Linked DNA regions of Homo sapiens: region 1 is linked to region 2. Evidence: chromatin loops called from intact Hi-C (ENCODE). Cell type or tissue: PC-3. All regions are shown on one strand. Links, peaks and the distances in the headings refer to the core of each region. The heading gives the core; the rest is flanking DNA.

Evidence for each region. Peaks named below come from ENCODE experiments on the same cell type or tissue, not always from the same donor. Only the 100,000 strongest peaks of a DNase experiment are listed, where the experiment ranks them.
Region 1: it touches region 2 in a loop (3-fold over the local background); 1 of 110 quality-filtered maps calls a loop at or near these places.

What each region holds. Positions count from the first base shown.
Region 1 is chr4:114,400,297-114,404,706 of GRCh38, forward strand. No RefSeq gene overlaps it. Among named protein-coding and RNA genes, the nearest start is that of UGT8, 200 kb to the right of the region's middle. In PC-3, for the core only: no CTCF peak of the experiment used is centred there; no DNase peak of the experiment used is centred there.
Region 2 is chr4:114,510,597-114,515,006 of GRCh38, forward strand. No RefSeq gene overlaps it. Among named protein-coding and RNA genes, the nearest start is that of UGT8, 86 kb to the right of the region's middle. RefSeq lists a silencer at 2,936-3,181. In PC-3, for the core only: no CTCF peak of the experiment used is centred there; no DNase peak of the experiment used is centred there; H3K27ac peaks cover 378 bases.

The sequences.
Region 1 (4,410 bases), core at 323-4,322, 110 kb before region 2:
CATTTAGTCAATTTAGGGAGAAGGCATTTTCTATGAGGGTGAGGTCTGTCTCATAGACTACATAGTAAATTTAGTAGTCAGTCTCTACTAAATGCATCCAGTTTTGTTTTCTCAAAAGTGAAGCAAAAAAGGGTCTAATTTAGAAATTTATGTATTTTATAAATTTTCCAATCTTTTAGGATTGCCTTATTCACCTTAAATGAGCAGCAACATTTTTAGCAACTCGCTATTACCAAATATTTCCAAAGCATTCATAGAAACAACTATCTTTCTTTGTATACTCATTCATTTGTTTATGCAACATTTAATTAAGTTACATAATTACAGTGGCAATTACAATAAAGTAATGGGTCTTGGGACAAGTATGACTAGCTCTTAGTAAGCATATGATTCAACTGGTAAAAGCAATAGAGCATAGCATAACAGCAATTAGCCCTCTAGCCAAATGCGTTTAACAAGTCAGTATACTTTATATTATCTGTTCATCTGTAGAGGAAGTTATTTGAAGGTTAAGAGGGCATCTTTTAAGAATACTCTTGTTTTTATCACATTGGAAAATGAAAGTAGTGTTCTGGCTTTCCCTGACTAAGTCAAACTTTTATATCCACAGGTCCCATGTACACTAGCAGAAAAGTATCCTAGGGTCTTTTTAACTTTACTTTATTGTACAGTTAAAATTTAAAACTTATTATTTATTTACTAATTTATTTATCTACTTTAGTCCTGAAAACTTTTTTCTTTCAAAATCTTATAAGCAGTCACAATATATTAAACATAAAATTCTTTTTTATAAAAGAAAAAGGGTCCTCAAGTCTAATTTATTTTAATTTTCATTTGCCAAAGAAAGTGACCAATAAGGTGGAGTTGAAAGGAATTCAGTTTGACTCTTATAACTCTAAAGAGTAGTATTCTTTCTTTCTCTCTCTCTCTTTTTTTAATTAGAGACAGGATCTCACTATGTTGCCTAGGCTGGTCTCGAACTCTTGGGCTCACCTTGGGCTCCCAACGTGCTGGGATTACAGGCATGAGCCAGCATGCTCAGCCAAGTCTTCTTTTTCATTTCTTCAATTTATGTTATATGTTGTCTTTAGAATACTATGCCTTTTATAGGTTCAGCTCTCTTATACCAAATTTTTTTTTCTTTAATAAACAGTGGTGTTAAAAGCTGCATGGCTGCTAGAAATCTTCTTTGAGTAATTTCTCACTACCTTCACTTCTAAACTGAACACAAAAATAACCAGAGAAGAATGACCAATCATTTTAAGTGTGGACTTTATAATGCTGTCTACAGCAGCTTTCCTTCTGAATTAAGTGTTCCTCTTTTAACTCTGGCCTTGAAAGCTCAGTCTAAATATCGTAAAACACGTGGCATCAAGGGTTGGAATCTGTGCACTCTAGATCTTCAATGTCCTTTAGGTCTAAGACAAAGAGTATTTTATAGCTTTGCACTCAGATGGCCACAATTCTGACTTTAGCAAAATTGGATTATTGCACCATGTAATGAGTATAATAAGGAAGGAATAGCTGTGAATTGCTGTTCAAAATTTTTCAGAGGAGACAGCATTCAAGAAAGGCTCCTGGCTTTAGAATCATAGAATTTTCAGACTACAAAAGGCCTTAGAAATCACTGATTTCCCAGAGGTAGCAAGTGACCTAACCATATCACTAGTAAAATGCACAAACTGTAAATTTCCTTAGATCTTATTTTAGTCCTCCTTCCTCAATGCAAATGGACCACATCTTTTTATTGTCATTGTCATTCTTGGATTCCTCTGTGAACATAAAGAAAATCATGAGTCCACTTCTTGAAAAAATACACATATACCAACATATAACATCATCTTATTAGAATCTCAATTTACTTGTCTGTGGATTACAGCCTGAGGATGAGAGAAGACTTTGCTTCCTTAAGGTGCCTGTGAAAGAGCAGATTGTAAGTTTAATCTATTTTTGGTAAGATATATAGTGCTAAGATGTTTAAGGACACTAATTTTTCTGCATTACAGAAAAGTAAGGTATACAGAAAAGTAAGCTCACATTTCCACAGGGATTAGCTTGCAGTGCTATAAATTAGATCAGCATTCCAGGAACAAATAACAGAGTTAGTTACTTGTATTGTGACCAAGATTAACACTTTCCTAGGTATATTTTCTTAAAATTCTACCAATAAAGATACTTTTAGGAAAAATAAAACATGAAGCATATTCTAACAGATGAGTTTTTAAAAAGGTAGTTACAAAGCAGTTCAAGATTGAAACATAACTTTGCAACCTAAATTTGTCAATTCTTTAATGAAATAATCACAGCTATGAAGAAATTCATCAAATCAGAAAACAGTAAGTCTTGTAAAAGATGGTCAGTGATGATGACATAATATTAGGAAGAAAAAAAACACAAAATAATGGAGGATATCAAATAATTAAAACTGAAAAAATATTTAAAAGTATAATCCAGAAATTTTCCAGAAATAAAAGAAAGTTTCTATCTATAAAGTGAAAAGGCACACCATGTCCTTGGGAATACTAAAATTTGTAACACTGAAATACAGTCCAGTAAAATTGGACTTAAGAGTTAAGGAAAGAATCATTGAACAAACAAGTGAAAAGAACAAATCACATACAAAAGATAATAAATCAGGTAAGCATTAAACTTCTCCCAATCAACTATCAATATAAAAAGACTGAGGAGTGCTTGAACCCGGGAGGCATAGGTTGCAGTGAGCTGAGATCGCACCACTGCACTCCAGCCTGGGTGACAGAGTGAGACTCAGTCTCAAAAAAAAAAAAAAAAAAAGGCTGAAGAATAATACTTACAGGCTATTTTCTCTATTTCAGAGAAAAAAATATGAGTCAAGGGTGTTATATTCAGCCAACTTATTACATATAAACACTGTACACAGTTTTGAATAGAAAAGAGCTCAGAAAATATTATTCACAGGAGCCTGTTCTGAGAAAACTGGAGGACAAGCTCTTGCAATACTTGAAAGATGTCACTCCACTCTATTTTTGATTACATGATTTCTAAAAGTAGGTTTGAGATCATTTTTATCCTTGCTCCTCTATCAGTAAGGTTTTATTCAGTTTGGGTTTTGTTTTCCTCTGGTTTCTTTAAAGAGTGTTGTCTTTGTCAATTTGTTTGAGTTCATTGTAGATTCTGGATATTAGCCCTTTGTCACAAATTTACAAGAAAAAAACAAACAACCCCATCAAAAAGCGGGCGAAGGATATGAACAGACACTTCTCAAAAGAAGACATTTATGCAGCCAAAAAACACATGAAAAAATGCTCATCATCACTGGTCATCAGAGAAATGTAAGTCAAAACCACAATGGGATACCATCTCACACCAGTTAGAATGGCGATCATTAAAAAGTCAGGAAACAACAGGTGCCGGAGAGGATGTGGAGAAATGGAAACACTCTTACACTGGTGGTGGGACTGTAAACTAGTTCAACCATTGTGGAAGTCAGTGTGGCAATTCCTCAGGGATCTAGAACTAGAAATACCATTTGACCCAGCCATCCCATTACTGGGTATATACCCAAAGGATTATAAATCATGCTGCTATAAAGACACATACACACGTATGTTTATTGCGGCACTATTCACAATAGCAAAGACTTGGAACCAACCCAAATGTCCAACAACGATAGACTGGATTAAGAAAATGTGGCACATATACACCATGGAATACTACGCAGCCATAAAAAAGGATGAGTTCATGTCCTTTGTAGGGACATGGATGAAACTGGAAACCATCATTTTCAGCAAACTATCGGAAGGACAAAAAACCAAACACTGCATGTTCTCACTCATAGGTGGGAATTGAACAATGAGAACACATGGACACAGGAAGGGGAACATCACACACCGGGGACTGTTGTGGGGTGGGGGGAGAGGGGAGGGATAGCATTGGGAGATATACCTAATGCTAAATTACGAGTTGATGGGTGCAGCACACCAACATGGCACGTGTATACATATGTAACAAGCCTGCACATTGTGCACATGTACCCTAAAATTTAAAGTATAATAATAATAAATTTTTTTTAAAAAAAAGAGTGTTGTCTTTGTCTTGTATTTTCTGCAGTTTGCATGTGATATTCTTAGGTATAGATTTTTTTTAGTATTTGTCCTGTATATTGTTATTCGAGCTTCTGGGATCTGTGTTTTGGTGTCTATCATTAACTTTGGAATATTCTCAGTCATTACTGCTTCAAACATTCATTCTGTTGCTTTTTCTCTTCTGGTATTATCATTACACATATATCACACCTTTTGTAATTCTCCCACAGTTCATAGATATTCTGTTGTATTTATTTATTTTTTCTCTTTGCCTTTTAGTTTTAGAGATTTCTATTGACATCACTTAAAGATGATTGATGAGTTGATGAGAATTGAGAGAATTGAT
Region 2 (4,410 bases), core at 70-4,069:
GCTCTCAAGCGTTTTCCATAGTGCAAGAGCTATTAATTTTACAAGTTAGCTAAATTGCCAAGTTTATTTTGTTAGTGTCCATCTTCTCTTTCTGAGTGCCTCTCCTATTTCCCCTTTTGATTCCCTTTATATTCTCTTCTCTTCTTTTCCAGGCAGCCAAAGGTCAAAACCTGCTAACTCACAGTTCTGACTTTTCCCTGATAAATTTCTTTTTTTTTTTTCCCAACCAACAAAATCACAACTAAGTGTCTGCATAGGAGTTATCAGCATGGCTAAACTAAGAAAATTCACTTTAGGGTATAAACATATGTCCCTGCTATCCTAGAGACACATGTGTTTCTACCCACCTCTTTGGTTTACTCCCACCTACCTAGTTAAAAGAAACAAAATCAGCATCAAAGCCAAATAAATATTTTCACCGCCTGTCTTTCTTACTCTTGATAATGTTCTCTGGTTGCAAATGATGGTAAAAGCTATTAATTGATGATGTGGGTACTGGTGGTGGTAGGAGGATTTGTAAAATGAATGGGTACAATAAGCCGGGAAATTTAAAGCATTGAAATTTATGACAGGGTGGGTAAACATGAGTAAGAGATTTTGCTCTGCCAAAGTTTAGCAACTGTAAGTTCTGTATTATAGCTCTGACCAAAAGATAAGGCCAAAATATTTACTTTGACTAGGAGATAAAGCCAAAAAATATATCCTAAACATTGTCTTATTGAAATCAGAGACCTCTCCATATTAAAACAAATAATTATTCTATTATTCAAGGAGCAAAACCAAAATAAAATTGTCCTATGCAAAGAAAGTAGTAGGCAGGTCTTGGGTATCAGGATTTTATATGACATTGATAAGGAAAGTTATAGAGAAAGAATTTTACAAATAATACATTTACATTTGATTTTTCCTCCACATATAAAAAAAGAAGGAATTTTCAGAGCATTAAAAAAAGAAGCCCATTAATTCACTTTTTTATTCATTATAACACACAAAGCTTATGAATACTTCTTATGCTGTAGGTAGCATCTGATAGTTGGGTTAGCCATGTGGATCATCTCAGGCTACTACCTCACTCTGAGGTGGAAATAGACATAAAATGGAAATATACAAAATAATAAAGAGACAAATCTGTCTTATGCCTTTTACAATATATTGAAAGTTTAACAAGTTTAAATAAATAGAGTATCAATAAAAGGAAATTTGGTTGTAAGTGACAGAATTATACAGAAATGGTCAGAGTAAGACCTTAGCCATTCACCTCCAAGAACTATCCAAAGGGAAGGAATCCCTGTGCCAAGGACTTGAGATGTCTAGTCTAGTGCCTGATATTTGTCTTTTGTGGGAAAAAATGTTATGTTCTGATGCTTTTAAACATTCATCTCAAATAAACAATATTTCTGTTGTGATTCTTCTTTCAGCCTGCAGAAATTCCCTGTTCATAATGTTACTTTTTCTATAATTTGCTTACAGAGAGAGAATGCACTGGTTGGAGGACTTGAAGTGTCTGAATATTTTAGCATTTATACTTATCAGTATACACTATTAAAAATGGCATTTTAATTTCTTTATATTTGTCTCATGAGCCTTATCTGAATGACTCAAACTCAAGTCTGATTAAGTCTGAAACACCTAAGGTGACACTTTTAGACTGTGTTCTAGGGAGTACAACTGCCCCAGCAGTTGTAAAGGGATGTTTTTAAACTAAACATTTTGTGCTCAAATAAATGTGAAACTGAATTCAAATTCACACTGTATCTACTCACTAACTATATGACCTGCATCAAATAGTTAACCACCCTCTCCCCTTTTTTTTTGAGCTGGGGTTTCACCCTGTCACTCAGGCTGGGGTGCAGTGGCTGATCCTGGCTCACTGTAACTTCCAACCCAAGCAATCCTCTCACCTAGCCTCCTAAGTAGCTAGGAGCACAGGCACACACTACCACACCTGGCTAATTTTTTGTATTTTTGGAAGTGATGAGATTTCGTCATGATGCCCAGGCTGGTCCTGAATTCCTGAGCTCAAGTGATCTACCCGCCTCAGCCTCCCAAAATGTTGGGATTATAGGCGTGAGCTACCATGCCTGGCCAACCCTTTCATAATCTGTAAAAATTCCCATTTTAATAATTATATCTATATAAGAGAGTTGTGAACTCTAAATGACAAAATAAAGGTAAAGTAGTCATCACTGTATAGTACTGAGTAAGGGTTCAGTAAATAGCAGCTAGTAGCCACAGCAATAATAGAAAAAAATAGCCTTTAAATTACCATATCTATGTCATCATATCAGAAGTCATTAACATTGTTTTTCATCATTAATGCAGCATTATATAAGATTTTGTTCATTTGTACTTAATATCCTTTATGTAGATTGGAAACTAATGTTAAGCTAATTTCTGGAATTTTTTTTCAATGACAGGTTTCTATTCGTCATCAAAAGACCTTCAGGCAATTAATAAGAGACATGAATGAGAATGAAAGTGATGATATAAAGCATGTTAATAAGTGTATAAAGGAAACATGACTCACTGAGAAAAGTAAATACAGCTCCATTGACTAAATTCTAGTGGTAAAACTAACTGATAATGATAAAAGAAGCCCAGAGTCATATAACAACATTTATTAGGGAAACTGCACATTCAACTAGTGATAACAAAAGCAAAATATTAACAGAAAATATGGGCAAGGATTATGGTTTCTGAATGTTGGAATTAGAAAAGCTAAAATGTCCCATGCAAAACATTTATTTCAAATTAAAATGTTCTTTAATAACAAACTAGTTTGCATTTCAAACAATTACTGATAAAGATTTCTGCATTAATAGGCCCTATAACTCATTATATGAATTGATAAATATAGTTACACAGTCAAATAGGAAAAGTTTGTCATTTTTCCTATTTTTTATGCCCTCTATTTGTTCACATCAATGAATATAAAGAAAAATGTAATGTGTTAATTTTCTTTCAGACAGGGTGTTACTCTGCCATCCAGGCTGGAGTGCAGTGGCATGATTACAGTTCACTGCAGCCTCAACCTCCTGGGCTCAAATGATCCTCCCTTCTCAGCCGCCTGAGTAGCTATGACTACAGGCATGCACCACCATGCCCAGCTAATTAAAAAAATTTATGTATATATAAATCATGTCTTATTATGTTGCTTGGGTTGGTCTCAAACCTCTGGACTCAAGCAATGCTCCTGTCTCAGCCTCCCAAAGTGCCAGGATTACAGGTATGAGCCACCACACCCAGCCTAATATGTTAAATTATTCTGAATTTTAACTCTTATCACCAACGTGTAAAACAATAAAAATGTACATTTACTTTAATCGAACATTACAAAAAACTAATATTTATGTCTATATCTTGATCTATATATTAAACAAGTTAGTATGAAAGTTATCAAAATCACAGTAGTAACAAATTACTAAAGTACATAAGCAGACAATAGTCTCATGAAGAAGTATAATTAGTAAACAAACAGGAAAAATATTTTTAACTTTGTGATATCCAAAAACTAAAGTAAAAATAAGACTTTAACTTTGCTTATAAAATCAGCAAAATTAATTTAAACTTCTAGAGTAGTAAAACTCTATGCTTTACAGGTAGACAAGGAGGAACATTGGTTTTGGTGTTTGACAAAACATTTTGGATTTGAATCCGAGATCTCTCAATTGCTATGTGATTTAAAATAAATTCTTAATATGCCTGAGCCTCTTATTTTTTTCCTTTGTGCAAACCTGGGGATAACAGTATTTTTCTTTTGGGATTGTAAAGAGGTGAATAAAATAAGGATTATTTATGTTTTTTCTCCATAATCATTACCAGTATCTGACATATAGTTGACACTTGATATTTGTTAAACTAATAAATTTTTAAAATGTAATGTGTTGTTTGTTTCTTTGTTTGTTTTGAGATAGGGTCTCACTATGTCTTCTAGGCTGGTGCACAGTGGTGCTATTATGGTTCACTGCAGACTCAACCTTCTTCTAAAGATTGATGTCTGTGGCTACCAAGATTCGTATGTTGAAACCTACTCACCAATGTGTTGGTATTAAGAGGTGAAGCCACTGGGTGGTGATTGGGTCATTAGAGCAGAGCCCTAATAAATTAGATTATTGCCCTCCTGAAAGAGAACATAGTGAGCTGCCTTGCCCCTTTTACCATTGGAGGGTGCAGAGAGAAGGCACCATCGATCAACCAGTAATTGAGCCCTTACCAGACACAGATCTGCTGGTACCATGATCTTGGACTTTCCAGCCACCAGAACTGTGAGAAATAAATTTCTGTTGTTTGCAAGCCTCCTAGTTTATTGTTGTCATAAATTTATTTAATATAGTTGCTGCCTTGGCATCAATTTATAGACCTGACATAAGTTGCTTGAAACTTAGTTGTACCACATCACCTTTGGCCTAG